Regions from separate parts of the Mus musculus genome. Here regions 2 and 3 are each linked to region 1. A link is a loop called in an ENCODE intact Hi-C map of the cell type or tissue named here. Cell type or tissue: heart. All regions are shown on one strand.

Evidence for each region. A loop is a pair of places that touch in the nucleus more often than their neighbours do. Peaks named below come from ENCODE experiments on the same cell type or tissue, not always from the same donor. Only the 100,000 strongest peaks of a DNase experiment are listed, where the experiment ranks them.
Region 2: it touches region 1 in a loop (16-fold over the local background); 19 of 42 quality-filtered maps call a loop at or near these places.
Region 3: a loop joins it to region 1, with 8 times the contacts of the local background. A loop is called at or near these places in 27 of 42 quality-filtered maps.

Annotation. Positions count from the first base shown.
Region 1 is chr9:37,427,474-37,435,473 of GRCm38, forward strand. It overlaps Robo3 (roundabout guidance receptor 3), which reads right to left and starts at 5,702. Exons shown (of 28, transcript NM_001164767.1): 1 at 5,369-5,702; 2 at 2,015-2,341; 3 at 1,562-1,719; 4 at 517-637; 5 at 282-420; 6 at 1-32. The coding sequence starts at 5,528. In heart, CTCF peaks have their summits at 3,262 (motif pointing right) and 4,742 (motif pointing right); DNase peaks (open chromatin) are centred at 3,328 and 4,758; H3K4me3 peaks cover 2,915 bases; H3K27me3 peaks cover 7,379 bases.
Region 2 is chr9:37,928,823-37,936,822 of GRCm38, forward strand. No RefSeq gene overlaps it. Among named protein-coding and RNA genes, the nearest start is that of Olfr878, 14 kb to the left of the region's middle. In heart, a CTCF peak has its summit at 3,908 (motif pointing left); no DNase peak of the experiment used is centred here.
Region 3 is chr9:37,613,613-37,621,612 of GRCm38, forward strand. Spa17 (sperm autoantigenic protein 17) reads right to left here and starts at 108. Exons shown (of 5, transcript NM_011449.2): 1 at 1-108. Siae (sialic acid acetylesterase) reads left to right here and starts at 209. Exons shown (of 10, transcript NM_011734.4): 1 at 209-314; 2 at 3,188-3,349. The coding sequence starts at 248. In heart, a CTCF peak has its summit at 3,389 (motif pointing left); DNase peaks (open chromatin) are centred at 169 and 3,319; H3K4me3 peaks cover 810 bases; H3K27ac peaks cover 622 bases.

The sequences.
Region 1 (8,000 bases):
TCCAAAGGCTGTGGTCACTCCGAATCTCATACCTGCTCCACTCCCCACACCAAGCTGGGTTGGCCACAGCTACAAACCCCGTCTCTCTCCCCCAGAACAAACACCAGGGTCAAGATAGGCAAGGGGCGGTTCAAATGGTACAGAAGAAGATGGCACCCACTATATGAAGTAAGTTTAGCCAGGGATCGGTAGTTCTGGGAAATAAATTTCTCTATGCCATGGCCAGGTAGGGTCTGGGGTTCCTGGGTTCCCTCTGTTGTCAAAAGGAGGGGGCTTCTCACCTGCCCGCGGGCAGCTCCCCATCATCCTTGCGCCAGTGTAGATTGGGCTGGGGATCTCCCTGCACCTCACACAGGAAATTCACAGGGGCATCAGCCAGGACAACCTGGTTTATTGGTCTACGCAGAAATGAGGGACGCTCTACAGAGTAGGAGCCATTGAACTGTCAGGGGTACTGCACAGCTACTTCCTCACTGGGCTACACACTCCCATAACTCCAAAATGCCCGGTGCCTACCCAGTACCACAAGTTCAGCTGCCCCACTCTCTCGTTCTCCAGCCATGTTGGAGGCTACGCACATATACATGCCAGCATCACTCTTGAACGTGTGTGACATCATCAGCTTTCCTCCACGTATCTGGGGAATAACAATGGTAAAAATTGGTCCTTTACAGTCAAAATGTTTGTGATTGGTCCTTTACATCAAAATGTTTGTGAGTGTGTGCATGCTTGTACGTGTGTGTACATGTGTATGTAAATTTTACTTGGTTCCTTATAGTAAGCTAATGAAGTTGATTCATGTATCAGATATGGGGGCTTTGGGGCATCATGGTGTTCTCTCTTGACTTTTTTTTAGGAGAGGGGTGCTCTAGAACTCATTTTGTAGACCAGACTGGCTTTAAATACAAGGATCTGCCTGCCTCTGCCACCCAAGTGCTGGGATTAAAGGTATGCACCTACATACCCAGCTCTTTCCACAAAAAAACAAAAACAAACCTGAATTCTTTACTTAGTAGCTTAATTTCAGATCGTCTTCTGTACAGTACCAAGACATTATTCATAGGTCTCAAGTCCCTTAAGACTAGTGGTTCTCAACATTCCTGATGCTGCAATCCCTTAATGCATACAGTTTCTTTAAGATTTATTTATTATTATACATAAGTACCCTGTAGCTGTCTTCAGACCCACCAGAAGAGGGCATCAGATCTCATTATGGGTGGTCGTAAACCACCATGTGGTTGCTGGGATTTGAACTCAGGACTTTCGGAAGAGCAGTCAGTGCTCTTAGCCACTGAGCCATCTCACCAGCCCACATATAGTTTCTTATGTTGTGGTGACTCCCAACCATAAATTTTTTTTGTTGCTACTTCATAACTGTAATTTTGTGATTGTTATGAATTGTAATGTAAATATTTGATATGCAGAATATTTGATATGCAGCCCCAAAGGGGTTACAGCCCATAGGCTGAGAAGCACTGTCTTAGACTTCCTCCTTTGAGGCATGTCCTAGACTCATTGCCTACATGTATGTGAATGTGTACACACATACACACACACTCACGGTGATCCTTCCCTCCTCTTCCTTAAGCTTTATTTTGCCTTTCTTCCAGGTCACCAAAGGCTCTGGGTGACCCTTAGGGGGCACACATTCCATTACAGCTGGCTCCCCCACCGCTACCACCACGTTCCCAGGCGATTGCCGGAAATCATCACGGAGGACTGAGAATAGAGAAGGGACCATGGGGAGAAAGGTCAGAAAAATAAACAAGGTAGAATGATGTTAACAGGAGCTGAGTGTCATAGAGGGGGTCACAACTGACCCGGTTTCCTGAAATACCAAGTCAAATCTACTTCCTCCCCCATGGTCAAGGTTTGGTGTTAGAGACCAAAGGTCTCTGTCCCAAAAAAGACGTTCATTGGGCTGACCCCACTCCACCCCGCCCCCAGGCCAACTTTCTGTTGGCCTTCCGGAGTGCCCCAGGTTCTAGAAGCATCAGCTGACGAACTCTCTTACCAGCTACTTCCAGAGAGGCGTTTCTGCTAGCCGCTGCTCCCAGGTAGTTGCGAGCCACACAGGTGTAGACACCCTCGTCAGGCCGAGAGCGACGCCCGTGCACAATGCGGGGAAAGAAGAGGGCGCCGCTGGGCAGCAGCAGACGGTGAGCACGCGGATCCTCCCGTGCAGTCGCCACACGCGCCCCATTCTTGTACCACTCGATGTTGGGTCGAGGCCGGCCTTCTGCACGACAGGGCAGAGTAGCCGGCTCGCCCCTGGAAACCACCAGATCTGGCGGCTGCTCCACGATGCGTGGCATGGCATCTTCTGGCCCAACTCTTGACCCTGGAGAAGAAGGTAACTCCAAGTACCCAGGCAAAGCAACTGGGGGAAGACCAGGTTTGCTCTGAAGAGTAAGAGAACCCTCTGCCTCACTCATCTCCCATGCTTCCTTTGCTAGAGAGTCATCTACATCACATCGGCCCACCAGTCCTCCTGCTCTGTAGGCTCTGGTAACGCCTTAGCCTGGAACAACGGAACCGCCCTCAGATAGGCAGATCTATAGAAGGATCCGGGCACAAACTCCTAGGAAGGTTTTCTGGGCCTTCTTGAGATCCAGGCCTCATTTCTTGACTAGTGAGCGATGACTGAGCATGCTTTGGTGAGGAACCTGTACCCTAGCAAGTTGATTTGCATTCACACACACTGGATCGCATATAAGTCTTCCTCAGTGAGCAACCAACCATGCATACCGTACCGTAGCAGACACTAGATTATTCATCTCTGATGATCTCTGCTCCCACAGATGAAATGGACAAAATTAATTGTCCTGGATTCTTCGTATAAAAAAAGGTGTTAAGGGCTGGGGCTAAGACTAGAAAAGTTCTTAATTTGAATGCTATGAAGCCCCAGGCAATCACGGTTTTTTCCCCCCCTATTTCCAGGAATCCTGTGAAGTCACAGAAATTAAATATGGTGGAAGTGGAAATTTGAGTGGCGCTGCTTTTCCTGAAAGGTACAGTTTTAAAAATCAAGAAATTCCTTTCCTCCCTAGCTCTCTTGAAACTATTTCTCTGTACATTCCGCCCCTGTCTTTCTCTTGTCCTACAGACCTCCTTCCTGAAGCTGGGTCATCTCCTGCCTCAGGTTTGGGACCCAGGTGTCATCCTCACCCACAAATGTTCCCATGCCTCCATGTATCCTCATTCTCGCCTATGCAGAAGAGTTAAATACTGAGCTCTCAGTCAGACCTATTCGCTTCTGCCAGTAGGCGGCGCTGAAGCCTTGCACAATCTGGTGTCCTTAAATAACCAGTGACTCTTGGGCGCATCTGTTCTGCGGCTCTCTCTCGCCCCCACCCCGCCTACCCTGTTCCAATATCCTCAGAGACCTCTTGGTTCTAGGCCCAGTGGGGGATTAGGTTTCGTTTCTTGCCCTTCCTTTTAAGAGTTCTGGTATAGAGAATGCTGGGGCGTGGCGGGTGCAGGCTCCACCCTGGTCGTTGATTTGATTGCTCAGTGTAAAATCAGTTTCTCTCCCACGTATGGAAGAGAATAAACTTCTCAGTCTTTTCCCTTCCAGATAGATGGAAGGATGTCTGCTGCTCAAGCATCTCTTTCCTCCGTCCCATCCCAATCCTGTTTTGGAAACACTCCACTGAGAGAGGCCCCTGGAATGGTTAGAGCCCAGGTTTTGGCTTCGAAATGCTCTGAGCTAGAATCTCAGATTTGACACTTCCCAGAGTTAGTAAGCTGGACATCTTATTTAACTGCAGCCCGTTGGTGGCCCATGCCTGTAAGCCCACTGCTCTGGGTGTGGAGGCGTCTAAGTTACATAGTTAGGCTAGGTCTCAAAAAACAAAAAGGTTCAGGTCTCTAAATTTCACTTCCTTATCTGCAATGTGGGAGTTCAAAACCCCCAAAAAGATGCAAGGCACAACAGTAGCTATGACAAGTTTACCATTACTTAATATCCTTTCTTCTCCAGCACTTTAATGTGGTTCCTACAGTCTCTACCTGAATGAGACTTTAGGCTCTAGTATTTCTAAACCCATCCCATCTCCACTTCAAAAACCTCTCATATGTGATAAAAATACACTTTAAGTTCCCTGCTGCCAAGATCTTGCTCTATGCTTTTGTGGTCACTGCCCTATTCTTTATCCTCCATAGCTGTTTTTTTGTTTTGTTTTCCCTAGTGGCAGTGTGTAGTGACCAACAACCATCGTCCCTCCCTGACTTTTCAAGCTTAAATGAAAAGATAGATGTCTGGTATAAAGCTCTAGGTGAGTAAAAAATCCGAGAAAATAACTGCTTGGTCTCTTGGGACTCCTCAAAGGTGGCAAGACTGGAGAATCTCAGCCCTCTTCAAACTCCTTCCACACAACACCCTTCTGATCCACGCTTTCCCTCTAATTCCTGCAGACACAGCCGAGGGCTCTCTTTCCCTGGAATTTCTTCCCTGTCATTCCTGGTCTCCAGAGATGCTTCGACAGCAGCCTAATGAATAGCTAATGGCCATGCAAATAGGGCTCTGGGGCTCCTCCCTTGCACCTGAGTACGGGGGGGGGGGGGAGAGAGAGAGAGAACGAGAGAGAGAGAGAGAGAGAGAGAGAGAGAGAGAGAGAGAGAGAGAGAGAGAGAATCCTTTCATCTTTTAGAGACTGCAAAGGTGGACCATGTCCAGAGTCCGGGGCCCTAGCCTAAGTTGGGCAGAGGCTTCCAGAGGGAGAGTTCCTGACGTAGCCAGCAGGGAGCGCGATCAGGCCTCTCTCCAGACTGCCTGCAGCGCTCAGGGGGGGCAGCGCTGTCTCAAGTTATTTATTAATCACTGTAATTAGCAGTAACGACCTCGCCATCGCTCTGCCAGGCTGGGTCAGCTGTGAGTCTCACTGGGGATACAAACTTAATACTAAGTTTCCTTGAGAAGATTGCTGACTTTGACCCTCCGCGTAAAAACACCTACAAAGTTGGGGGCTTTCCCACCCTTGCTCTGAGTGAGGTTTTTGAAAACTTTAGGTCCTGGAAGTGGCATCTGCTACTTGGGTGGATCACCTAGTGCCCGGTTTAGCCTTGGCCGACTGGCGACATCGTGCCCTGGTCTAACCTTCCTTCTTAGCTTGGAACTTGCCCTTTACATTTCTCCCACCTGGGGTGGGTGTGGTAGGTGGATAGTAGGAGAGATGAGGAGAAAGGGGCTCAGCAGCCCTCCACCACAGGCAAATACACCAACTCAGACGCTCCTTTGGGACCCCACTTCCCAGGAGGGCCCTGACAGGCGCCCCTGGGTCCTGGAAAAGGAGACCTTCCGTCTTCCCTTCCAAGCAGCCCTCTCATCCCGATCTCCAAATCTAAGGTCCCCATCGAACAGTCTCACCATTGAGAGAGGGATCTCCAGGAGGAAGCAGACTAGGGTTGAGCGCTGCCAGCGAGGAGTTGAAGCCGAAGAGTAGCTCGCTGGAGTTGGAGATGTCCCTGGCCAGGGAGTCCGCGAACAAGTTCATCTGTAGTAGTGTTTTAAGCAGGTAGCGCAGCATAGCGCAGCCCGCCTGGGTCTTGGGCAGGGGCCTCGGAGCCCAGCCCTTGGGTCTGGGACCCGCGGGCCGGGAGCCGTAAGCCCCTCCACAGCCTTTGCGCGCTGCGGCAGCCACGATGCCGCTGTCCTGCAGGCGTGCCTGGGTACCGGCCGTGCCTCTGCGCGGGCTGTCCTCCTTCGCTGGTTCTTCTCTCCACCCCCCCCCCCCCCAGTGCCAGAATCCCCTGGGAGCTGGGCGGGCGGAAAGCAGGTGCCACTCGGATCACGCCGTAATTAAGGGCTTAATCCGCCTTCCTCCATATCCCCACCTCCACCAGGATGGCCACTAACAGGGCCGCGCGCAAGTTAGAGTCCCCGCCCCACACTCCTCTCATCAAATGTTGCTCTGAACCTGGCGGGAGAGTCTCTCTCTCTCTCTCTCTCTCTCTCTCTCTCTCTCTCTCTCTCTCTCTCTCTCTCTCTCTCTCTCTCCCCCAAGACGCGGACTGAGCCTCTGTCAGACTCAGCCCTTCTTTCTAAAATTATAGCAGGAATTATTTCCTTTCTCGGACGTCAGGGAAACTGAGGCATTGGGAGAGCAGACACTGTTGAGCTCTCAATGTCCCAGCTTCCAGTGCCTTTCAAATTCTGGGTCCTGGAAACGTGAGCGCAGGGTGCTAGGATACCTGGGAGTGGGGGTGGAGGGGAAGAAGAGAATTCCACCGCTGGATCACCTCTCGCCCCACGTGCGCGTCCGATTCCTCCTAATCCTGTGGCTTGCCACTAGGAACCCACAGGGATACAGAGATCCAACTTGACCTGGAGTCCTGCTCCAGATGCGCCCCCCCCCCCGCCCCGTCAGGAAATCCTGCCGGGTGCTCAGAACTGAGTAAAATTGGAGGAGACCCCGAGAATCCAGGCAGCACGCACCTATTAGCATAGTGCATTGCTCCACTATGACGTGTTTTAGGAAGTTGTTTGACAGTTTTGAAGAGACCAAAAGTCTAGAACAAAGGAAGCAAAGTGTCACAGACCGGGTGAATGCCAAATTGTGTGAAACTGCTGGAACCAGATAACAGCTGTTTATCCTCCCGGTCGGGGTGAGGTGGGGTGGGGTGTGCAACAGGAAAACCAAAGCCCCGGTTCTGTCTCGAATAGGGGTTATTTTAGCCTTGGAGATGTTGCAGCCAACCATCTTTGCTTTTGCCCCTCTCCTGCACACACTTTCTCTAGACTGGAAATGATGTTGAATGTGGAGCAAGAGACCGTGGCTTTCCCATCCTGTAGGTTCTGTGGACAAGTAAGTGTTTGGATTGCTCTTAGGCTATGTAATCGTGCAGCGGCTGCTTCTGATATGTAAGGGGACACCTGCACAGGAAGACAGCTCAGAGCGCTATATGCTACTCAATTCCAGGGTGGAAGATGAAGCTGTGGCAGATTCCAAACCAAAAGCAGGTCAAGAGTAGAGGAACATGGCCCCACCAACCAGTTTGTCTCTACAATCCAGTGTCCTGCCCACGGAATTCTGGGGGCATTTAGTGCTTCGGAGTCCTCGGTCCAGGACCAGAGAGCTCAAGGTGGGATGAACTAAATGGTGAGGGCTGATGGGGCTCAACAATCCCACGGGACTTAGAGCCCTGGGAGCTGACACATCTGTGGGTGCTGAACTGGGTCCCTGGTGCATCCACCGAAGACAAAACCTGGGCAGATCTTGAGAATGGGGTAGGCTAGGGCACTAAAGAGATAGAAGTTTTTTACATCAGACCCTCATCCAGGGGCTTGCTGTAGTGCTAGACCACTTTCAGCCGGAGAGGTAAGGAAGGGGTGTGTGTGCTGAATTTGCCAATCAGAAGACATCACCATTTGAGACCAATCCCTTCAGAGTTAAGGATGAAGAGGACTAGTTCATCTGGTCTGATCCTCAGAATCTTAAGGACCGTTTGCTTGGCCTTCTGCTGGTCGGTCTTGCGGGTTCCATCACATTAGAAGGCCAAGCAAGGCAGAAACTTAACTTCATGGCCCTGCTTTGGAGCTGGAAAGGCTGGAAACCCCCTAACCATGCAGATTTTGCCCTATGCTAATCCCTTGATTTGCTCCCGGCCGGCCTCTGGGCAAACACACCCCCGCCTGGCGTCTAGGGGCTTGTCACCCTGTTAGCGGATTTGTTTCTGGAGACCGCACAGTTAATTGGCCCTTTATGTGGGGATCAGGGAGTATTTGCTCTGGGTTCCCTAAGCGGAGGCGGCAGCGCAGCCCGTGGGCACCGCTTCCTCCTAATCCCTGTCGTCTGGGTTTGGATGCTGAACAAATGGAGGAAAGCCATTTTTCTAGGACTCTTGGCCCCTATCTGGTCCATCTTGTGAATCTCACCTCTCTCTCTCTCTCTCTCTCTCTCTCTCTCTCTCTCTCTCTCTCACCCCCGTCTCCCTCCCTCCCTCCTCCCCTCTCTCCTATTTTTAAAACTAACTTAAAAAAAAAACCTCCCTATTTTCCT
Region 2 (8,000 bases), 500 kb after region 1:
ATTTCTGTTCTTTACCCCAATCTTCTCTGCCCTCTACCCTGCTCCTCACAGTTGATCTCTAGCCCATTTTCCCTCCTCATTCCCTTTAATTTCCCACCAAATTCCCTCTCTTCATTCACTTCTGATGTCTATTTTATTTCCCCTTCTGAGTGAGATTCAAGTGTCTTCCTTTGATTCTGTTGCCTGCCTTTGGATCCTGTTCTCCAACTGCAATGCCTTGTTGGGCCTCATTGGGGCAACTTGATGTGTCAGAGTGGTTATTACCCAATGGGGTGCTTCCCCTTCTCTGAAGAGAAGGGGAGGGGGTAGTGAGGGGATGGGTTTGTGAGGGTGAAATTGAGAGAAGAAGGAGGGGGCTGCAATCAGGATGTAAAGTGAATAAATATATTAATTAATTAATGAAAGAAAGACATAGAGATTGAGAAAATAGCAGAAGTAGGAAAAATGAAAAACTAAATGATAAATTTCATTAGTAGTTAAATGATTATAAAAAACAGTTTTATATGGCAAATTCTGTTCAGCTAGATAAAGAAAAAGCAGTAGTTGTTAAAGGGTTAACACAAACAAACAAACAAACAAACAAGCCAACCAACCAACAAACAAAAACACAGTTGCAAATGGTTTTGCCCAGGAATCCTACCAAAGACCAGATAATTCCAATACTACACAAATTCCTTTAAAGTTGTTTTTATGAAGTGAGCATAGCATGCATCCAAAATCTGAAAGATTGCATGCAGAACAGAATTATAGACAAATATCACCTCCCTGAACAAAACAATAAAATAAAAATTAGTAAATCTCATCAATGGAAAAGAGGAGTGACATATTATACCCAAATAGTTTACTTCATGGGTGTATGAAGAGTGCAATGATACACCTAATATTTCAGCTTTATTTTCCTTCTTTCTTTTCTTTTGTATTGTTCTGTTTTAAAGGATTTCATATAGTCTGGGTTAGTCTTGGCCTCACTAAATAGCCCAGGCTGGGTTTGTTCTCTGGATCCCCTGCCTCAGCTTTCCAAGTGTGAGATTATAGGCATGAGCCTCCTCTACCTTTGGCTGAGGTTTGCTGATATTTCTTTTTGTTTTGGTACGTACACAATGTGAACCTATGTTTGGAGGACAAATGTGAATGTGGATGCTCAGAGGTTAACCTCAGGTTTTTGTTATCCACTTTGGTTTTTTGAGATTAAGGCCTTTCTCTTGCCTGGCCTTAAACTCACCAAGCAGGTCCTTGCCTTGCCTTGCCTTGCCTTGCCTTGCCTTGCCTTGCCTTGCCTTGCCTTGCCTTGCCTTGCCTTGCCTTGCCTTGCCTTGCCTTGCCTTGCCTTGCCTTGCCTTGCCTTGCCTTGCCTTGCCTTGCCTTGCCTTGCCTTGCCTTGCCTTGCCTTGCCTTGCCTTGCCTTGCCTTGCCTTGCCTTGCCTTGCCTTGCCTTGCCTTGCCTTGCCTTGCCTTGCCTTGCCTTGCCTTGCCTTGCCTTGCCTTGCCTTGCCTTGCCTTGCCTTGCCTTGCCTTGCCTTGCCTTGCCTTGCCTTGCCTTGCCTTGCCTTGCCTTGCCTTGCCTTGCCTTGCCTTCCCTTCCCTTGCCTTGCCTTCCCTTGCCTTCCCTTCCCTTGCCTTCCCTTCCCTTCCCTTCCCTTCCCTTCCCTTCCCTTCCCTTCCCTTCCCTTCCCTTCCCTTCCCTTCCCTTCCCTTCCCTTCCCTTCCCTTCCCTTCCCTTCCCTTCCCTTCCCTTCCCTTCCCTTCCCTTCCCTTCCCTTCCCCCTTTCCCTTTTTTGTGAATTCTAGGGTTTTAACTCAGGTGTTCATATTTGCATAGCAGACAATGTAATGACCTAACTGCCCCTTCCACCCTACCAAAGTCTCTCAGTGTAAATATTTATCTAATAGTCAATTTTTGTACAAAGGACTTGTAATAGCTTAGTAGATCTCAGTAGAAAATTCATAAACTCTTCTGCACAGGAAGAGCAAATTTATGATTTATTCTCATTAGATTTATTTCATAAAAGAGTGTTGATAGGAATAGCTTAAAGATTTCATTTCTTCCCTTTTTATTTAATATGTTAGAACTAGAAATCTCTATTTTTTCCCATTTGTTTTTAGTTCTAATAATCTATGATCATCAAAATACTCTATCCTTGCATACAATTTACCAAATTTTATTTTGTCATGCTATATTACTAATATAAGTAAGCTATATTTTGTGGAATGTTAACATTGTAACTGAGTTGTTTGTGTTTAGTCAGAGCTTCTTTTGTCTTTAGAATCTTCTGAGATTTGGACACATATTCTTGGCTCCTTACCTGACAGAATCAAACTACTAATATATTAGTACACTTTGCTAATACAAATGGGGAGAAAACCTTATTCCTGAAATCTGGGAAGTAGATTGCATAACTTTCTATGTGACTCCTCCACATCATTGGCTTCTTACAAGGCAGAAGTGACATGTTCAGTCTAGCTAGTGTTCATTGTTTTCTAGAATGGAACAAAGAGAGGCAGATTTAAGGAATCTGCAGTTCCCCAAACTGGGTGAACCAACCTTAAGGCCATCATTATGTGACTCCAGCTGATAGGCTTGCATCACCAACATACAGTGAATTCTCGGAAGGAAGGAAGTAGATTTGTGGGAGAACTGGTAAAGGAATGGCAACAGAGAAAAGACTGGCATGGAAATGATCCTGATTCCCATATGGTAATCTGGAGCAATGACTGCCAGTGAGCGTGAAAGAACTGCCACATAAATGATGTCCTGAATCTATTAGTGGAAGGTACCCGCCTTTGTTTTGATATCAAAGAGGACATGTGTACATATCCTTAAGAGATCTGTCCTTGTTGGTGGGCAAACAAAGCTGTCTACAAAGAAGTGTTAAGTCATTGTTTGCTTTTAGCAACAGCACCGAAAAGGCTGAGAAATGGGATGATGTTAAATTTTACACAGACACTGTATGTAGCTGAATATGTGCTTTGTGTCATAAAACTTTGTATATTGAAATAAAATAAGTACAAATATTTCCTAATGTAGTGGAGTTAAATAGGATTTGGGGGTAAGAATACACAAATAACAGAATCCATTTTATTTACACAATTTAAAGAGCCTTAAGCATGTATAAAATTTAAATTCTCATTAAATGATCTTAACATGGGTATGAAAACATATTTTACTGGAAATATTTAGGCTACCAATTGTTCTGGTAAGCATTTAAAACCAGAGAACACAGAAATTAAAACCATCTTTTATGTAATTGTGGATTAATCAAATCATTCATTCCGCATTTATCATGTTTCTAGTGTGTTATGTGACTAGGTGCTAGGATTCGGCAGGAATCAATATATCAAAAAGTACTTAAGAGTACTTAAAAGAGTGAACATTCAGTTAACAGTTATGCTGCACTCATTTTTTGGTACCTTGTTTGTATTATGATTGTCATGTCTTTTCTATTTTGTCTCTTTTTTTTTCTTTTTTGTTTTGTTTTTCCGAGACAGGGTTTCTCTGGATAGCCCTGGCTGTCCTGGAACTCACTTTGTGGACCAGGCTGGACTCGAACTCAGAAATCCGCCTGCCTCTACCTCCCAAGTGCTGGGATTAAAGGTGTGTGCCACCAGCCCCGCTTGTCTTTTTTCACTAGGCAATTTAGACAGTGCCCATTAAGGATTTGCAAATTAAATGCATTCAAACCTTTTAATTTAAATGTTGATCTAAAGAACACTTTCAAAAGTTTATGTTTTTTTAATAAGGCATTGAAATTTTATATAAGGAGTTATATAAAATCCATGGTTATACATTTCAGAGCTTGAAAAAGATTCAGAATATGAATTAGCAGCGAAATCCTCCTCCCTCCCGCTTCCTTTTCGCCTTGATCGATGTTATTGAGTCACTAGCACCACCTGGTGGCTACTTAAGTGAACCTCCTGGCGTAGTGGTTTAGTGTTTGCTGAATCTTCTCAGTTATGTCTTTATACTTTGTAGGGCTAGGCATTGTGTCCTTGTGTGTGTGTGCATGTGTGCACATGTGTGTGCATGCGCGCGCGCGCGTCTGTGTATGTACAAAACCACTTTAAATACTTTACCTGCTGTAATTAAAATGTGCACAATGTTCTTTAAAGCAAATATATCTGCTTTAAAACTATACAATGGGCTGATCTACTAACTGTACAAGGATCTACTAACATGCCAACTGGAAGATTTTGTCTTTGTAAAGTGAATTAGTTTCTGGACATCAAGAAGGGTCATGCATTCTTTATACAAATTCTCCATACTTCATATGTTTTAAGAACTCAAATGAACTTATTTATGACATTTTGAAGGCATATGGATTTTACAGTTGATTGAGTTGCCACTTGATATAGTTTGAGGAGCTTGTCTTTGTTGGGTCTGTGATGTCCTTTATCTGGGGAGAATTAGATCACCTTTCCTTCAGGTAACTGTGCCAAGACATAGCTATACAGAAATGGAATGTTTATTCACCAGAGCTGTCTTGCATCTTTCACCATGGACTTGAGTGATACTAGTCCTGAGATTTTAAAATGACAAATGATTCATTAAGTTGCATAACATCCAAAGAACTCTCACTAATTAATACAAAAATTCAACTCCTGAGAAATCACTTACAAATTTCTGAGACCCTCTAGAGATGTCTGGTAGTCCTGCCTTCTGGGCCTCTCATTTCCTCCTCTCCACACAGATTGGCTGCTTTCCAGATGCTGGCCACCTTTATCTCTTTGTTTCTTTATTACTTTTCTGTATAAGAAGCATCTAAATGAGCCCTAGAGGCATTCTGGGTCCTTCACTTGGTTCTGCTGAACAGAACTGAATCATTTAGGCACCTTCCCACATCTCCTGGAGTGATCATTCCAAATAATAAATGTGGATGCAAAACTGATCATTTTGCCATGAATTCAGGAAGACTACCAGTTCATCAGGCACCATGAACCATCTTTGGTCTTCCTAGATGTTGCTGTATAAGTATTGAGTTTACTGTCTTTGGTAAATATCACCTTTAATGAACATTTACTATGAAACTTGTAAACAAATATATAAACGATAATGAGAATCCAATAAATCACAGACTAAAAACATTCCTACATTTTGTTAAGATATACACATAATGTAATAATATAAATGGTATTAAGCTTATGTATTGGGCAAATATATTTTGGATGCTATTAATGTACCCAGCCAAACCTTACCGTACTGTGAGTTCTGTGGATAGGAGACTCTGCTTTGTTTGTTTCACATGCCAAGTTTACCACCTGCTGCTACTATGAATAACTGAATGAATAGATTATTAGTAGCATCTCTATTTGCTTAGGTAATTTAGGAAAGTCATTGTTAGAGCAGCAAATGTGGTGTGTGCTATTTTCATAAATATAAACAAGAATCTCTATGGAAAACTCAGCAAGGCTTTCTCATGCTGTTTCCTATGGTGAGGACTCAGTCTCTATACTCTTCCCCAGTTACACAGATTTAAGCTTTAAAGGTTGTGCTCAGCTGCTTCATCCATATTCATTTCTGAGCCCAGAATAACCAAGATGGTGTCAAAAGATGAAACTGCAATAAATTTAGTTTGAATATCTTACTTAGCTTTTATTCACAGTTCTGGAATCCAGCAGTTCTCAGAACTAGAGCAGGCTCAAAGAACTCTGGGGCTACCATGATTACACATATATGGACTGGAAACAGAAAGGATGGTCTGACTGGTTCAAGCTAAGGGCTTTGCCTATTCATCTGTCTGCTTATGATGAGCTGTAGCCCAGCAACTATGATGACTGAGGACTTATTTATATGTTCTGTGCTGGGGCATAAGTTCATTAAGAAGAAATGCTGTATGGATGCATTTTCAAGGCCTGAATCTAATTGAAATTTATCAATGGGCAATATGAATTGAGTGTGTACATTAATAGGCAGCAACCTGTGTGCCTAAACTCCACACTAGGTCATTATGTGTTGAATATTCTCAAACCTACCTTCTCTTGGGCCTGCTGCAGTTTCCTCTGTCTCCTTCTATGGGTACCTTGGATTCCTGATTATAATCCACTCCCTTCTGGAACTGATTGGATGCTTACCTGAAATACTGAGCTGCACTTTAACTATTATCCACAATTAACCAACATTAACATTTTGTTATATTTTGTTCCCATTCTAATTTGTAATCAACATATAATTTTCCACTGTGGACCCGATATTCCTGGTATGTATCTTGCCTGTTACATGTGAATCCTTTCTTTTGCTGTTCCTTTTAGAACATCCCCTGCTTTATTCCCACAGTTCTCAGAGATGTCACATTACATGCCTCTATCTTTGTTTAACTTACTCCCTTCTTGTATTATCTGTCTAAATATTATTTTCTTCATTGAGACTCCCAACCTCTTAAGCCAATCCATTTGCACATCAATGTGCGTGCATGTACAAAATAGCTTTGAATACTGTCTTGGACTTGAAACACTTTCAGGACAAAAACCTTATTTAAATAATTTGTCTTCATACCAAGTTATCAATGGTGCTTTGCTATGGAAGGAGAAGATTTCTAACATTGGAAATACACAGTAGAGGATAGCGGTGAGGCAGAAGACAATGAATATCACATGATACATGGTATTCCTTAATTATCCTCTACTCTAATGTTAATTTTGAAAAAAAAACATGTATTTCAGAGTACAGGAAATATAATTAGCAGTATGTTGGATTGGGGTGGACACCAAAGAGTTATATTGTTCTTACCAAACGTTCTCAGAGTGTGATTTGACTGTAGCATTAATTAGGTAATATATACACTTAATTAGTAATACAGGTGAACTGGATTTTTTTGATTTTGTTCTACCCTATAATTTTGAAAATTCATGTTTTACCTAATTATATCCCAAACTGCAACACACGAGGCTGATATTTTATGAAAAATGACTCATTATTGGGAGCGACAATAATGTCATAGCTTGCCACAATAGGAAATTTAGATGTTTCCTTTTGAAAGGTCAAGTACCTGTGGAGATTTTATGCCCTAACATAGAGGGATGCTGGAGCAGTGGGGCAGGAGAGGGTGGGTGGGTTGGGGAGCAACTTCATGGAGAGGGGGTGAATGTGGCATGGGAGTTTGTGGAGGAGCAACAGGGAAGTGGGATATCATTTGAGATGTAAACAAATGGAATGAATTAAAAAAAACAAAACAAAACAGAAAGGCTGCAAAAACCATTACTTTCAATTATTTCAATTGTGATATAACACTTTACAAGATTTTGGAAGCATTTCTTCATGACTCTGATTTTGACATGAATGTTTTTATCATAGATATACTTGTGAAAGTCAGGCCATGTTTTGGTTTATTATGTAAGAAAAGTACTGTGTCAAGGTTAATGTAACAGGACTGTCTCTGTGAGTTGGAAGAAGAAATAGAAGAGACACAGAGACTTGGAATGATGCTTTAAAATCATCCTCAGAGAAATGATTAACTGAGCAGATTTAAAACCATCAGCTGCCAAGAGTAGGACACCTTTCTGCAGCAGTGGTACCCTTCTGTTCCATATAACAGTGGCATCCATGATCCTGTTGCAGCCACAGATGGTTCCCAATGGTTCCCTACACTTGCATCATTGCAGAAGAATCACTCAGGTGGGAGCAAGCAGAGGAAAATGTGCCTGTGCTACAGTTTAGATGTGGTTTGAACGTTTCTACCACTGGCTTGTGGGTTGGAACCTTGGTCTCTGGTATGGTTATGTTCATGGTGGGGGACCATTTAAGAGGTGGAGCATAGTGGCAGACTCCCTTCCAGAGTTTGTTGTTATGTGGTGGTGCAGGCAGGAGGCTCTCACTGGAGGATGAACTGGCAGTTATTCTGCTCAACCTTAGATTTTCAGCTATAAACTGTGAGCTAAATAAACTTCTTTTACAAAAAGAAGTCTCACTTATTTGTTATAGTAAAATAGAATGGGCCACAGCAGCATGATTTCTGGCTTCTCCATCTAAAATACTATAATGTTGTATATAAATGACTTTCTTCATGTAT
Region 3 (8,000 bases), 190 kb after region 1:
TAACCGTTTTTTTTTTTCTTTTTTCTTTTTTCTTTTTTTTTTAACTACGGAGGCCGGGAGGGGAGCGCCCTGCGCCGCGCCGCGCCGCGCCGCTGATGGTTTCGCGTACTGAAGGCTTGAGGGTGGGGCCCGATAGGTAGACCCTCCCAGGCCCCGCCCACTACGCAAGACCACGCCTCTGCCCTGTCCCCGCCCCCGCATAGGGGCTCTTCCTGAATTCGGCGGGTTAATCAGGATCTTCACAAACATGGTTTCCCCGGGGCCTGTGTTTGGGATAGTGCTGCTCATAATCGCGCGAGTCAGCAGAAGTGCAGGTGAGGTGTCACAGCTGTGCCGGACCCTTGCCTTTCAGATCTTCTGCAGGATCATGGCATGCGTCCCCTTTAAAGGTCTGGTTTGAGTCAGAACTGGACTTTTCGCACCTAGTTCTGGCTCAAGGTACTGTTGGGCCCATCTACTGCCTTTTTCATGCAGGGTACCTCATTTGCAGCATAGGAGGCAGGGAGAGACTTCGGTTTACCCATTGGAATAGGCTCCAGAGTCCCCAGACCGAAGCCTTGAGGAGAGCTCAAAGAGAAGGGGGCGAAGCTTAGTTAGATAATATTTGGAAACAGGTGTCTGAGTCATCCAAAATACTTCAACACCTGCCCCCTCAGTAGTGCCCTTGGGGAGGGCTTCTGTCGGGATGGGTGCCTTGAGGGAATTAAATTTTACTAGTTTCTAAGTGGTTATTAGGGCTAAGAAATACAACCCCCTCACTAGCTCAGAATAATTTAAGGTTCAGCTCTGAATTTTGATACAGCCTAAGAGATACTAGTGGAGGGGTAAGACTCATCACACTGGAGAGGGAGCTATTTCACACTGGCCATTGTGCAGGTCAGAGCTTGTCATCTGACTAACCTGAGCTGGACATTGCCCTCTGCATGGAGATATCAAAAGATAGGAATCTATTCACTTAAAGTAAAAGGTTACTGCTGGAGCCACCCACCCTTCTTTTCTTTGTATCACTGAAAGAGTGGACCTCATCCATAGACTGTCAATAAATGAAATTTGGGGGGGGGGATGAGAATATAGCTCAGTGATAAAGCTCTTGGCTGGAGTGCTAGGAATTTGTGGTCCCATTACCATTATCCTCACAGCAAAAATGAAATTGCAATTCCTTTGGAATTAGATGACGTTGATTCTCATTCTGTCATAAACTACCTTCTGAGGCCTGTCAAGGACATTACTGTCTTCTTTCTTAAGAACTCTGCTACACGAGTAAGCTCCTAGTAGATTGTAAGATCCTTGGCAGCAAGAATTTTTATCTACTATTGGAATTATTTTTCCTTCCAGGGTTGCAGTCTCAATGTGTAAAGTACTAGGTATCATTAAAGAGATATTCATTGAATTCATAGCTGTTCTAATTATTCTTTAAAATTGCTTAATCTATTTGTGCTCTAGTCCCTTGATGGGTAATGTGGTTAGGTTATATCTCTTCATCGGTAGTAACACAATTAACACGTTTATTATAAAGATAATTTCCACCTCTAAATTTTTTTTTTCTCACCATAAATCCATTCACAAAGAGCTTCTATAACTGAATGTTGGCAAACACAGAAGGGCTTGGGAAGGCATTCCCCATCCTATGGACTGCAACATTGTTGCCCATGTAAGGAATATTTTCTTCACTCTGTTCTTCCAACTCAAGTCTTCTCTTTGCTTAGCTCTTATTTATGCGTTTACTTTTCAGCTTTTGTTCTGTATCTACCCAAGACAGGGCCCTCCCACACATATGCCTCCCGGTTTCCCCAGCAGGCTGCCATCCTGCTTATGCAATTCTGGGATGTTGTGGTTCCAGAGTATTTTGCTCATGGTACATGCTTCTTGAGGTTGTTAAGCTTTCCGGATAATCCTTGATTGCCATGTAGGCTTCCTGATCGAACTAGCTCCGGAGTGAGAAAGAAAACTGAGGATTTTTAGGGTTAGCCTGTAACTTAAAAAGCAGTATTAATAGGCCACCAAGCTTGTGAGGGGACCCCCATTAGCTCGACTGCCCTGTTAAGTATAGCCTAAGGGGCCTGCCATCTTTTGTAGCTTTCAGCAAGGAAAATGTCAGCTTTGTTAATTCTAATTCTCTTCCCTGTCTATCACTTTTATTAAAAACAAAAAACCAAAAACCAACCAAACCAAAACAAACCAAAAAGCCCTTAATTTTGTAAAATATTTTCTTTGTAGGATTTTTAAAAACTCTCCCCTGCTGAGACAAATTGGGATGATTTTATGATTTTCCTACTTAAATTTCTATGAGCTCACTGGGATCATTTGGATCAATGCTTGTTATTTAAAAAGTTCTCCGATATAGGCTATGAGTTAAAAATAGAAAAGATCTCGTTAAAGTGAATTCTTATTCAGTCTTGTTAGTGATTCTTAGCACAGAATCCAATATGCAAGTGTGCCTCCTCTTTTCTTTGCTTGTGAAATGGTGACAAGACTTTTTCTCAGAGATTTTTAACCTTCTGTCTCTCCACGATCGTATTTTTGTCTCCTGACTTATCTGAGCTTACTGGAAAGGAAACATTTTCACAGTCGTAAGTGTGGTAAACCAGGTCATCAAAGACAAAAAGCAACAAACAAAACCAATCAACAAAATTACATCATCATCAACAACAAAATAAACCCTCAAGAGAAAACACTTGAAGGGGTTTGGCATTGATAGGATGGAGAGGAGGAGCCAAAGATGGGTACAGCAACATTAGAGGACCTATGAGCTACTAGGAGTGGGCACAGTGATGGAGAGTTAGGGAAGGAAGTGCCTTGTTTTTCTTATCATCACCATCTGTGAGGTGCATGGAAGGTTCATTTTAGTGACTTGAGAGAGGAATGTTAAATTCTAGAGCCAAGTTTTAGAGCAAGGGTTGGCCAAGAACTGTGAAGGGGAAGGAAGGAGAGCATGTACATTAGTTGTTATCTTGGGTTCTAAGTTTCTCTTAATGGTCATGTTCTGCTGTGATACATATTGTTGGAAACTGTTCTTATTATGTTGTTTATTTAATCTGGAGCAACTGGACCCGGTTTTGGAAGATTAAAAGGCTTAAGTGGGCTCATATTCTTTAGTATAGGGACTATATGTTACTTCCTTTTACCGGATCCACATGATGCTGAATCTCCTGATTATGTTCTCCTAAGTGCTTGTTGATATTTATAGGTATTGGTTTTCGCTTTGCTTCATACATCGATAATTACATGGTGCTGCAGAAGGAGCCTTCAGGGGCTGTGATCTGGGGCTTTGGTACACCTGGAGCCACAGTGACAGTGACCTTGTGCCAAGGTCAGGAAACCATCATGAAGAAAGTGACCAGTGTGAAAGGTAAGGCAGCCCATTCTCTGTTCAGTTATTGTCCTCTTCTGCCACCTGCTGGATTATCTGAAAATGAATGCTTATGGCTCCCCCTCAAGTTGTCAATCCATCCATCCATCATCCATCCATCTGTTCATCCATCCATCATCCATCCATCCATCCATCCATCATCCATCCATCCATCCATCCATCCATCATCCATCCATCCATCCATCCATCCATCCACCCATCCATCCATAAGAGTTATTTGAGATACTATGTGGGTAAACACTAAAGATACCACAAATGGTAACAAGGCTCAAAGTTCCCTTCACCAAGGGGCTCATTGAACAGAACAAATTATGTAGTCGTTGGATGAACACATAAAATATCTGTGGACTTCCAAGAGCTAGAGAAGACATCCACCTCAGTCTGGTTGCTATGGAAAGTTGTCACAGAAGATGATAGTTGAGGCAGGCAGTCTAGAGGTGAGAGGGTGGCTCAGAGGTTAAGAGCTCTTGCTGTTCTTGCAGAGGACCTGGGTTTAGTTCTAGCATGCACATAGGGTGACTTATAATTCTGTGTAACCTCCAGCTCCAGGGGTACTCTGGGCACACACACACACACACACACACACACACACACACACACACACAAGTTGAAATAAGTCCTACAAGCAATTTGAAAAGAGAGTCAATTTGGTGATCTTGTGAAGAACTTGAATTTTTAGTTTACTGTCAGAGTTCTGATTCTGTCTGTTATTTTTAGGTATGTAATTTAAGAATATATTAAATATATCTGTGACAGTTTGTTTTTTTGGGGGGGTTGTACGAATTCTTAATGGATTATTATGAGGAGTAAATGCATATAAAGTAGTTGGAACAGTGCTTGTCACATTAACTTGTTTGGCCATTATTGTTACCACTACTGCTACTATTACTTATTCAGTAATTCAAATATTTATTGAGTACCTACTGTGTGCTAGATACTGTGCTAGGTACTGATGATAAAGTGATGAATAAAACAGATGGAGCCTCTCCCTTAGTGAAGCCTGAAGGTTAGGGGAGGAGGCAGGAAAATAAAGAACACTCATAGTTCTTTGAGATATGCAATAGTAAAGAAGGACTCTGTGTGTGTGTATGAGAGAAAGAGAGAGAGAGAGAGAGAGAGAGAGAGAGAGAGAGAGAGAGAGCTTAGCAAGGTAGTAGAGTAATGGACTTAATTTAAGGCTGGTTTTGAAAGAGAAAACGTCCTAGACATAGACACAGGTACATCAGTAACACTGGAGAAATCCCGTGTAGGTAGGTTGGTCTGGGACACTGGGCTAAGTGACTGATGGTAGGTGACAGGAGAAGGGCCAGTATGGCGGCTTGTTTATCTCTGCTAAAGCATTTAAATCCTGGATCTGTAGACTTTAAGCATAAAAGCACAGGAGCAGACTGATAGAGTTTGGCAGTCATCAGATAGGGTTGATAGAGCTGTTAGGAGGCTCTTATGATATCCAGATACACATGATGAGGCCTTGACCTGGGAGTGTAGCTGTGAGGATGAAGGTTCAAGGTGAGAATAAAGTGGTCTCTTTGAGGAAGGGATAAAAACGTAGAAGAGTAGATGCTGGGAACTAAACTCAGGTCTACTCCAAGAGCAGCATGTTCTCTTAACAGCTGAGCCATCTCTCCAGCCTCTCTTTGTGATCTGTGAGATATACTGAATGTGAAGAATTCCAAAACTTCCTATGCTTAGTGCCTAGGTTTTTTTTTCTTTTCTTTTCTTTCTTGTAGCTGAGAATTTCATTGAAGTTCTGATTCTTCTACTTCTATTCCCTAAAGGGTGGGATCATAGGAATGAACCACCCCACCCAGGTTACATAGTACTGGGGACTGAATTAAACATGCTAGGCAGGTACTCTGTCTGCTAAGCTATATCCCCAGTCTACTTTTGAAAGCATATGAAATTAATGGGTTTAATTATTGGCATTTCACACGTATGTATCATTGTATTTTGTTCATATTCACTCCCCTGCCCTTCCCCCACCCCTTGCCTGACTTATCCTCTGTTGTTGTTTTTGAGACAACATTTGTCTGTGTGTCTCTGGCTGTCCTGGAACTTGCTCTGTAAACCAGGCTAGCTGCACATTAATTTTCATAGATGTGTAGTCGGTTTATATTTCTATTGGTAGTAAATAAAGGTTCCCCTTCCCTACATCCTCACCAGGATCGGGTGTCACCTGTTTTCTTAATGATAGTCATTGTGACGGAGATGCCGTAGACTTTACTCCTTCCTCCCCATATAATATAACCAAGTCTCAAGAGGGACATTTCCCCTCTCCTCTGATGTAGAACTATTGAATGCAAGTTACAGATTCTGTTTGTTCCAGAGGAGCAAGAATAATATAAGACTATAACTTTAGAACCCACCCTAAGGTGTATCTGCCACAACATGCTATGACTTTTATCATTTTCATAAGCAGTTTTACTCATATAAAGCATTTACTTTTTACTTCATTCTTGTTTGGTGGTGGTATATTTGAACTGTAAGCTATAAAATAAATGTAGGTGGTAAGGGATGAGCACTAAGGCATCCTTCACCTTCAAGCCACATTTGAAAGCCACAGGATCATGTTTTAGCTGATGAAAAGTCAGGGTTCTGTGTGGAGAGGTGAAGAAAGCTGTTTCTTGTGAGCCCTAGGTTTTCTTTTTAGGAAGATAAAGGCCATGGGTACCCCCTCCCCTTCTTGATATTCATCACAATAACCTGAAAAAGATAACATTTGATTTGATTAATAAGAAGAAAAGCAAGAAAGTGCTTTATGACTAATCATGTCTCTGAACAAATTATTTTTATTTCGTTCTTGTGGTTGTGGTTTACATCTTGAGTTAACTGGGGAAGCCAGAGAGAAAAGAGAGACAGACAGCTCTTTCTTTGTGTATGCCTTTTGCTGTACTATATAAATCAGTTGTCAGAGGCAAACAACCAGACATGCTCTTAACATGTGAAAACATGAAGCATGGCCTTCTTATCAGGGTAGGCCAGGGTTGGAGTTCATTGTTGTCATTTACTCGATGAAATGCTTGGCAAAATGTTTGTAGGCTAAGTAGTGGTAAAACGACGGCAGGAGATTGATCTTCCTAGATGGTAGAAGAAAAAATGTAAGAACACAGAGGTTTGAATACAGTGAAATGAAAACTTAGAGAAACCTGGGCCTGGACTGGCCAAAGAGGTAACAGGGAACAAACGACTACTGTTCATAAGGCAGGACCAGAGCAGCTGTGGCTCAGAAGGCCAAGAACCAGCAGCAAGCCCATTGGATGCTGCTGAAATCAGTGACGGTGAGCTTTATGGTTGGGGACTTAGAATTACTATTTGAGCTCATCCTAGTAGTCTTGATGGGCTAACATTCTAAAAGCTCTTAAGTGCCCCATGGCATGCTCATCACCATGCACCCTGTTCTGAACTGACTATCCAAACAAAGACTAACGCTCCTCATGGAACATGGTGGCTTCTGACTTTCCAATCCCACCCTTGCCCTTGGTCTAAGACATCATAGGGCTTGTATGAGTTATCTCTTGAGCTCCTGTGCCCATCAGTGAATTCTCTACAGTGCAAGTTTCTCCTGCTTTACAGCATTGTGTCAGGGCATATTTTTCTTTTTCTTAAATGGGAGTGGAAAAATGCTAGGAACCAAAAGACCTTAGGCTAGCTAGCCAAGAAGGAAGCTTTTTGAGAAGTTGAAGGCAAATTTTTCTGGTACAAAAGATGTTGGAATCAAGACTCATTTTCCAGGTTCAGCTTTCCTGAGGTTCTAGGTCCTACCAGGAGCTCATTCATTTTTCTGGCTGTAGTGAAATGGTGCCACTGCTTTGCCAATTTTCTTTCCTGTCTTTTTGTTGCTGGACATTGTCTTAGTTAGGGTTTTATTTGAAGAGATCACATGACCATGGCAACTCTATAAAGGAAAACATTTACTTGGGGCTGGCATACAAGTTCAGAGGTTTAATCCATTGTCGTCATGGCCGGCTGCATGGTAGCACATGGGCAGACATGATGCTGGAGAAGGAGCCCAGAGGTCTACATCTAGGTTGGTAGGCAGAAGGAAGAGAGAGACTTGAGCCTTGTTGAACACTGAGACCCCAAAAGTCCAACCCCAATGACACAATTCCTCCAAAGCTCCACCTACTCCAACAAGGCCACACCTCCTAATTCCTCTCCGTAAGCATTCAAATATATGCGCCTTTGGGGGCCAATCTTATTCAAACCACCATAGATGTGCACACTTGTTGGAAGTGCTAGGGAGAGTTTTTGTCACTAGCCATGTGTATTGAAAAAGCTAAGGGAAAATACCCAATTAATAGCTCTGAATGCACTAGATGAACACAGGAGGCTGAGAACTAGTCCTGTGTTAGGTTCTCTGGCAGTTGACCCCATCAGCACACATCAGCAGTGCTTCTGGCAGAAGGACGGAGCCTCAGTAAGGTGTGTCAGTGCAGGAAGCCTGGAAAGACCTTGGCAAGCCTGTATTAGGACAGATTGGAACGTCTGCCTGTTCATAAGTGTGAGCCATACGGAGCACATCACACCTGTGCCACACAATCTGTCCTAGCTGCCCACTGTTTCCAAAACAGTGATTTTTCTGGTTTAGGTTGAATTTTGCATTTTATATGCTGATGCCTGGCTTATTGGT